Regions from separate parts of the Homo sapiens genome. Here region 1 is linked to region 2. The links are chromatin loops, found by intact Hi-C in ENCODE. Cell type or tissue: GM12878. All regions are shown on one strand. Links, peaks and the distances in the headings refer to the core of each region. The heading gives the core; the rest is flanking DNA. Region 1 has its middle 130 kb from the start of MAGI3. Region 2 holds the start of LOC643441 (a long non-coding RNA gene).

Region 1 (2,919 bases), core at 201-2,700, 50 kb before region 2:
ACACACATATATTTTGAGGACAAATATACACACAAAGAAATTTTTATTGCCTTCAGTATTATTATGCTAGTTGCAATATTGGTATTTTGTACCAATTTGGAGAAAGAGAAAGAGAGAAAATACATAACTATGTTAATATCATTAGGAGCCAAGCTTTTCAGCATAAGAGAAAAGGAATAAAAATATAAAACCGAAGTATATAAAAATATAATCTTTATTTGAATTGGAAATATAAGTATAAATTCATAATTTACTTTTTCTCTTTTAAAATAGTGCATATTTCCTAGCTCTAGCCAAAGAAAATGGCCAAGATTGATGAGCAATGGGCACCCCTAGAGCCCAGATTATAATCTCTAAGGACCATTACCCACTAAACAGAATCAGGGTTCCTTGGAGAAATGGCTACTTACGGATCTGCAATAGATGAGCCTGGAACATCTTGCCATAACTGAAAGCGAGAAAATCATGGAGATTACGAGTTCATGTCAAGAAGACAAACAGAGAAGCCAACTTGAAGTGGTCCCCATTGGCCAAGGAGGGACAGTTTGAACATGAAAAAAAGTAATGACTGCAATAGATTGAAACACATCAAGTATGTTAAAATCTATGAGCTCATAACGTCCCTCCTCTATAAGAAAGAAAACTTCATCAGTCATCTTTGGGAAATACTAGGGCATCAATCATTCGGATAAATATGAAAATGATAAATAAAAGGAAAGAATAAAGCTTTTATCTTGTCTTTCCTGTACAGACTGAATTTCTTGGTAACCAAATATTTTATAAAGAAAATGTCTTCTCTCTAGAAGAATCATAGCTAATAAATGCAGGAGGAAAGACAGAACTAGAAAATCACTGAAATAGAACCAGGCGGTGATCAAATTGCCTGCCGGAGCCATTAAATAAAATGTTAATGGAGAACTTTATAGTGGATGGATCAGGCTGACCACACTTGAACCCACTGATCAACCTTAACTAAAAGTGAAACAGCCAGGCATAATGTTCCCCCACCTGTGGAATATTCTTGCAAAAAAAAAAAAATTGAATCTAATCAAACTTCTAACCACCAGCTTACAGGAAATGAGAGAGATATGGAAACATGTTAAAAACAGCACTGCGAAGATATAATCAGTCAAATCCAGAAAGTGGGAAATTCTGCAGGAGGAATGATACAGTTTCCTCAACAAATAAATGACACTAAAATAATGGAGGTAGCTATTATAAATTAAAAGAGGCATCCCGACCAAACACAATGTATGGATCATTTTGAATCCTGATGTGAATAAACCAAATGCAAAAAGACATCTTGAGGCTACTGTGGAAAACTGATAACAGACTGAGAATTTGATAATTAATATTAAGAAATTATAGTTAATGTTGGGTATGATGCTGGCATTGTGATTATGTTAAAAAAAAAGTCTTTATCTGCTACAGAAATGCACTGAAGAACTAATGGATGAAAGGATAAGAGGATAAGAGTCTGGAATTCATTTTAAAGTACTCCAGTACTTTCGCCTCCAAAAAAGTGGTACAGCTGGGTAGAATTGAAACAAGAATAACGGGATGTTGATAGTTATGGAAGCTGAATGATGGGTGCATGAGATTCTTTATACTATTCTCTCTAATAGATAATATACTATTCTCTCTAATGTTTAAACATGTTCATGATAAATAGTAAAAAACTTTTTTTTAACATTTTAAAAAATTGGTACAATTCCAGGCACAGTGGCTCATGCCTGTAATCCCAGCACTTTGGGAGGCCAAGGCAGGCAGATCGCTTGAGCCCAGGAGTTCGAGACCAGCCTTGGCAACATAGTGAAACCCCATCTCTACATAAAATACAGAAAATTAGTTGGGCGTGCTGGTGTGCACCTGTAGTCCCAGCTACTCAGGCGGCTGAGGTGGGAGAATCACCTGAGCCCGGGGAGGTCGAGGATGCAGTGAGTTGTGATCACATCACTACCCGCCAGCTTGGGTGACAGAGTGAGACTCTATCTCAAAAAAAAAAAAAAAAAAAAAAGATTAGCACAAGTGTTTTGGGTACCAAGGAGATTTTAATTCTAGGTTGCGGGTCTTTTAAGCAAGCAGCCCAGGTGGCTTAATTCAGCCCTGGACTCAGATAGTCCAGGACCAGACTGAGAGAATCTTCCCTAGTTGAGCAGTGCTCTAGGGATGAGTCAAGCTCTTCATAGGGATTTATTGAATGAAGATGAAGTCTGTATTTTGGTCAGGAATTGAAGTTGGAAAATTCTGTCCATATGGAAGAAATATGGGAAAAAGGAAACATGAAAAAACAGGCAAAGAGAATATTTCATGGGCCTGACCAGGATGCCCAACCCCTAGGGTTGCATAACATCATCTTTCTGTGACAGCCCATTTCAAAACAGGGTATTCTGGATTCTCTGAACTCATTAATTGAAGGATCAGTTGGATTCTCAAAGACTTGCTAAGTGGATGCCAGTTCTGAAATTATTTCCTCCAGCTGTTGGACTGTGCGTGTATACGGTTGCTTTAGTCTGGTTTATTGCAGGATCCAGCAGTCTCCCTCTGTCTTCTACCCAGAGGCCAAGAAAAGTATGTTTTCTGAGGCTGGTGACCCTCCCATCTTCTTAATTTGCTTATATGCATATTTTAGCTCAGTTGCCCACAATAATAAAGAAGGAAATCATCAGAGTCTGTGCTTCTGTATAGCGGTCTCCTAAGATCTCTGAGAAAGCAGGTCTGTTTAGGTAAACCACAAGTAAGAATCCTCCGGAGGTATCTGAGCTACTGAGTTTAATTGGGCTGCAGCTGCTTTTCCTCCTCCCGCACTCGTTCCTGGTTCAGCTTGCAGACCACAGGGATTTACCAGTTAATTGGCTGTTTCTACGATTGTCATTCACTTAGGCATTCTTCCCTCTTCTTTGTTACCACAAAATGCTT
Region 2 (2,919 bases), core at 144-2,643:
TCATTTGCAAACAAAAGTAAATACTGGAAGAGAGGCCACGCCCCTCAGTGGATCTTGACTCTCAGTCCCAAACCAAACCCACATGTAAACTGCTATGGTTGGCCGGGCGTGGTGGCTCACGCGTGTAATCCCAGCACTTTGGTAGGCTGAGGCAGGCAGATCACAAGTTCAGGAGTTTGAGACCAGCCTGGCCAATATAGTGAAACCCCATCTCTACTAAAAATGCAAAAAATTAGCCAGGCGTGGTGGCAGGCACCTGTAATCCCAGCTACGGAGGCTGAGGCAGAAGAATCGCTTGAACCCGGGAGGCAGAGGTTGTAGTGAGCCGAGATTGTGTCATTGCACACCAGCCCAGGCAACAGTGTGAGACTCTGTCTCAAAACAAACAAACAAACAAACAAAACTGCTATGGTCGTGGGCAAGATAATCCAGTAGACTCCCTCAAGTTTAGATTCATACAGGCAATAAGACATTAGCGGAAGGGAAATGGCATGTTCTGAGGCTAGAATGACGTGCATATAAAATGGCCAGTGGGCCACAGGGTAATTTGGAGACATGGGGAGAGGTTGACAGTAACGTGAATTGAGGAACTCACAATGACAGAGGAAGGCAGACAGGTTACACTGCCTCAAAGCCAAAGATCTTCATTCCATCTGACCCCACCACCCATGCTCATGCGTGCAGCGCAGTACTCCTCTGCAGTCCAAAGAACTATAGGAAACCTGTCATGCATGGTAAATACCTTCCTGCATTTGATATGGAGCCTGGGATGTTCCTGAGACCCCTCCCCAAGGGGTGATTTGAAAATACACACTCAGAAAGTAAAGAATAGAAACCAGAGTTTAAAGGCCAAAGACATAGAGGGAAGGGTTTAAGTGTGAAATGACTCTCTAGTCCACAGCTTACTTCCAAGGGGAGTGGTCCTCAGCAGTAATCTCTGCATAAAATTGCAATGCTTTGTGCCCTGATCTCTGAGTGAATGTAGTCCTCATACTCTGCCCGTAATTAGTTTAATGAGAATCAGGGCTCCAGCCAAGGGTAAACACCATGGGCCAAGCATGAGAAATGCTGACTGTCTCTGAGGAGGCTCAGTACAAAACCCTGTTGCTGCAACAGTCAGTTTTCCAATCCCAGTGACAGAAACCCAGCTCAAAGGAGTATAAGCAACATAGGAAATGTATTAGCTCCTGAGAAGAGATGGATCCAGAGGCTCAAAGATTGTCTTTAAGGTTGCCTTTAGCTTTCCATCTCTCTGCGATTTCTCTTTGTACATTGGCTTCATTTTCTCCAGATGATGAAAGTGTCCTCTGTGCCCCTGTACCACTGGAGAAGATGGCTGCAAGCAGTTCCAAGCCATCCTTAGAGCATGTTATCCAAGAGGAGGGCGGAACTGCTCTCCTGTGGCTGCCACATCAATGCCTGAAGCAGACTCTGTTTGGCTGTGCTTGAGTCATATGCCCAGCTCTGTGCCAATCACTGTGACAAGGGCTAGAGAGCTACTCCTATTGGCTAGACTAAGGACAGGGCACCTTCCCTGCATTGGGGGAGGTGAGGTCAGCCCCACCTGAACCACATAGAATGGGTTCCAGGAAGGAAAGTGTGGTTTTATTTCCAAGAGAAGTGGGAGGTAAGCTGGGCAGGCAAAAACGACAAATGTCCTTTGCTTCTGGCAGATAGCAGAGCTCCGTTTTGGAGAAGGGTAAATTGACACAGCTAGATCCTCTGCTAGGATAAATTCTAGACATTCAGAAAGAGGGTAAATCTATTGGCCTTAAGTTGAAATCCAGATTCCATGAAAAGCACTGAACCCTCTCCTCACCCCCACCACCTTGGAAGCACTGGGACGCAGCAATGTTGAGAGGATGGGATTCTGTGCCACTGAGAGATGGCTCGCAGGTAACGTGGGCATGTCTCTTCCTTACATCCGTAAAGAGGCAAAATAAAAAATAACATAGCAGCACCAAATAACCTATCTTCCTGACCAGGGCCCTCCTACATTCTGCTGGCACAAGTGAATTCCCAGCTCCTGAACCCACGGACTCTCTCTCCTCCTTGTTGGTTGAGCAATGTCTGTATTTACTAAACAGGCCCAGTGAAGCAGTACATTCCTTCCAGACCCAGCACAGCCTCAGGCACAAAAGAGGTCCTTGATAAATGTTTGTTGAGGTCTTTTCCCAGCAGATGAAAGTAAATACTTTGGGAAGAATTTGGAAGAAAAGTGACCTGGCCTCCCTGTTGGTAGTTTTTCCTTTAGCTGGTGAAAGCTCCTTAAAGGGCCTGGATGGGCTGTTCCAGAAGACACTTACAAATGTAAACAGAGACAAATGCCCACAGCCCATGCACACCTGTTTCTCCCTGTTAATACTTAACAGTTAGTAGCTGTTAAGTATTTGATTATTCCTTTCCTACAAAAAAGCATTTCAAACCCAAAGGGAATATGGCTCATTTATTTGCTGAGTGGGACTGGAGGCCCATAGCCGCAGAAGATCCTGGCCCCACAGCAGCAGAGAGCAAGCTCAGAGTGCTGTCAGGTCTCTCCTGCTGCCTCTCGCCATGATGATGTAGTGGAAAAATGGTCAACAAAGCTATTTCCTACTGTGTGCTAAATGCCCATCATGGGAAGTCCCAGGTAAGTCCAGAAAAATATTTATATTGTGTTGTTATGGCTGAATTGTGTCTCCAAATTCATATATTGAAGTCCTAAACCCCAGTACCTCAGAATGTGACTGAACAGGCATACCTTGGGAATATTGTTGGTTGAGTTTCAGCCACTGAAATAAAACAAATATCACAATAAAGCCAGTCACACACATTTTTTTTTTGGTTTTGCAGTGCATATAAAGGTTATGTTTATACTATGCTGTAGTTTACTATGTGTGCAACAGCATTATGTCTAGAAAAAAATGAGCATACCTTAAT

Evidence for each region. Hi-C counts contacts between places; a loop is a spot of excess contacts. Peaks named below come from ENCODE experiments on the same cell type or tissue, not always from the same donor. Only the 100,000 strongest peaks of a DNase experiment are listed, where the experiment ranks them.
Region 1: a loop joins it to region 2, with 3.0 times the contacts of the local background. A loop is called at or near these places in 2 of 110 quality-filtered maps.

Annotation. Positions count from the first base shown.
Region 1 is chr1:113,256,048-113,258,966 of GRCh38, reverse strand. No RefSeq gene overlaps it. Among named protein-coding and RNA genes, the nearest start is that of MAGI3, 130 kb to the left of the region's middle. In GM12878, for the core only: no CTCF peak of the experiment used is centred there; no DNase peak of the experiment used is centred there.
Region 2 is chr1:113,205,772-113,208,690 of GRCh38, reverse strand. LOC643441 (a long non-coding RNA gene) reads left to right here and starts at 2,438. Exons shown (of 3, transcript NR_038846.1): 1 at 2,438-2,629. In GM12878, for the core only: no CTCF peak of the experiment used is centred there; no DNase peak of the experiment used is centred there.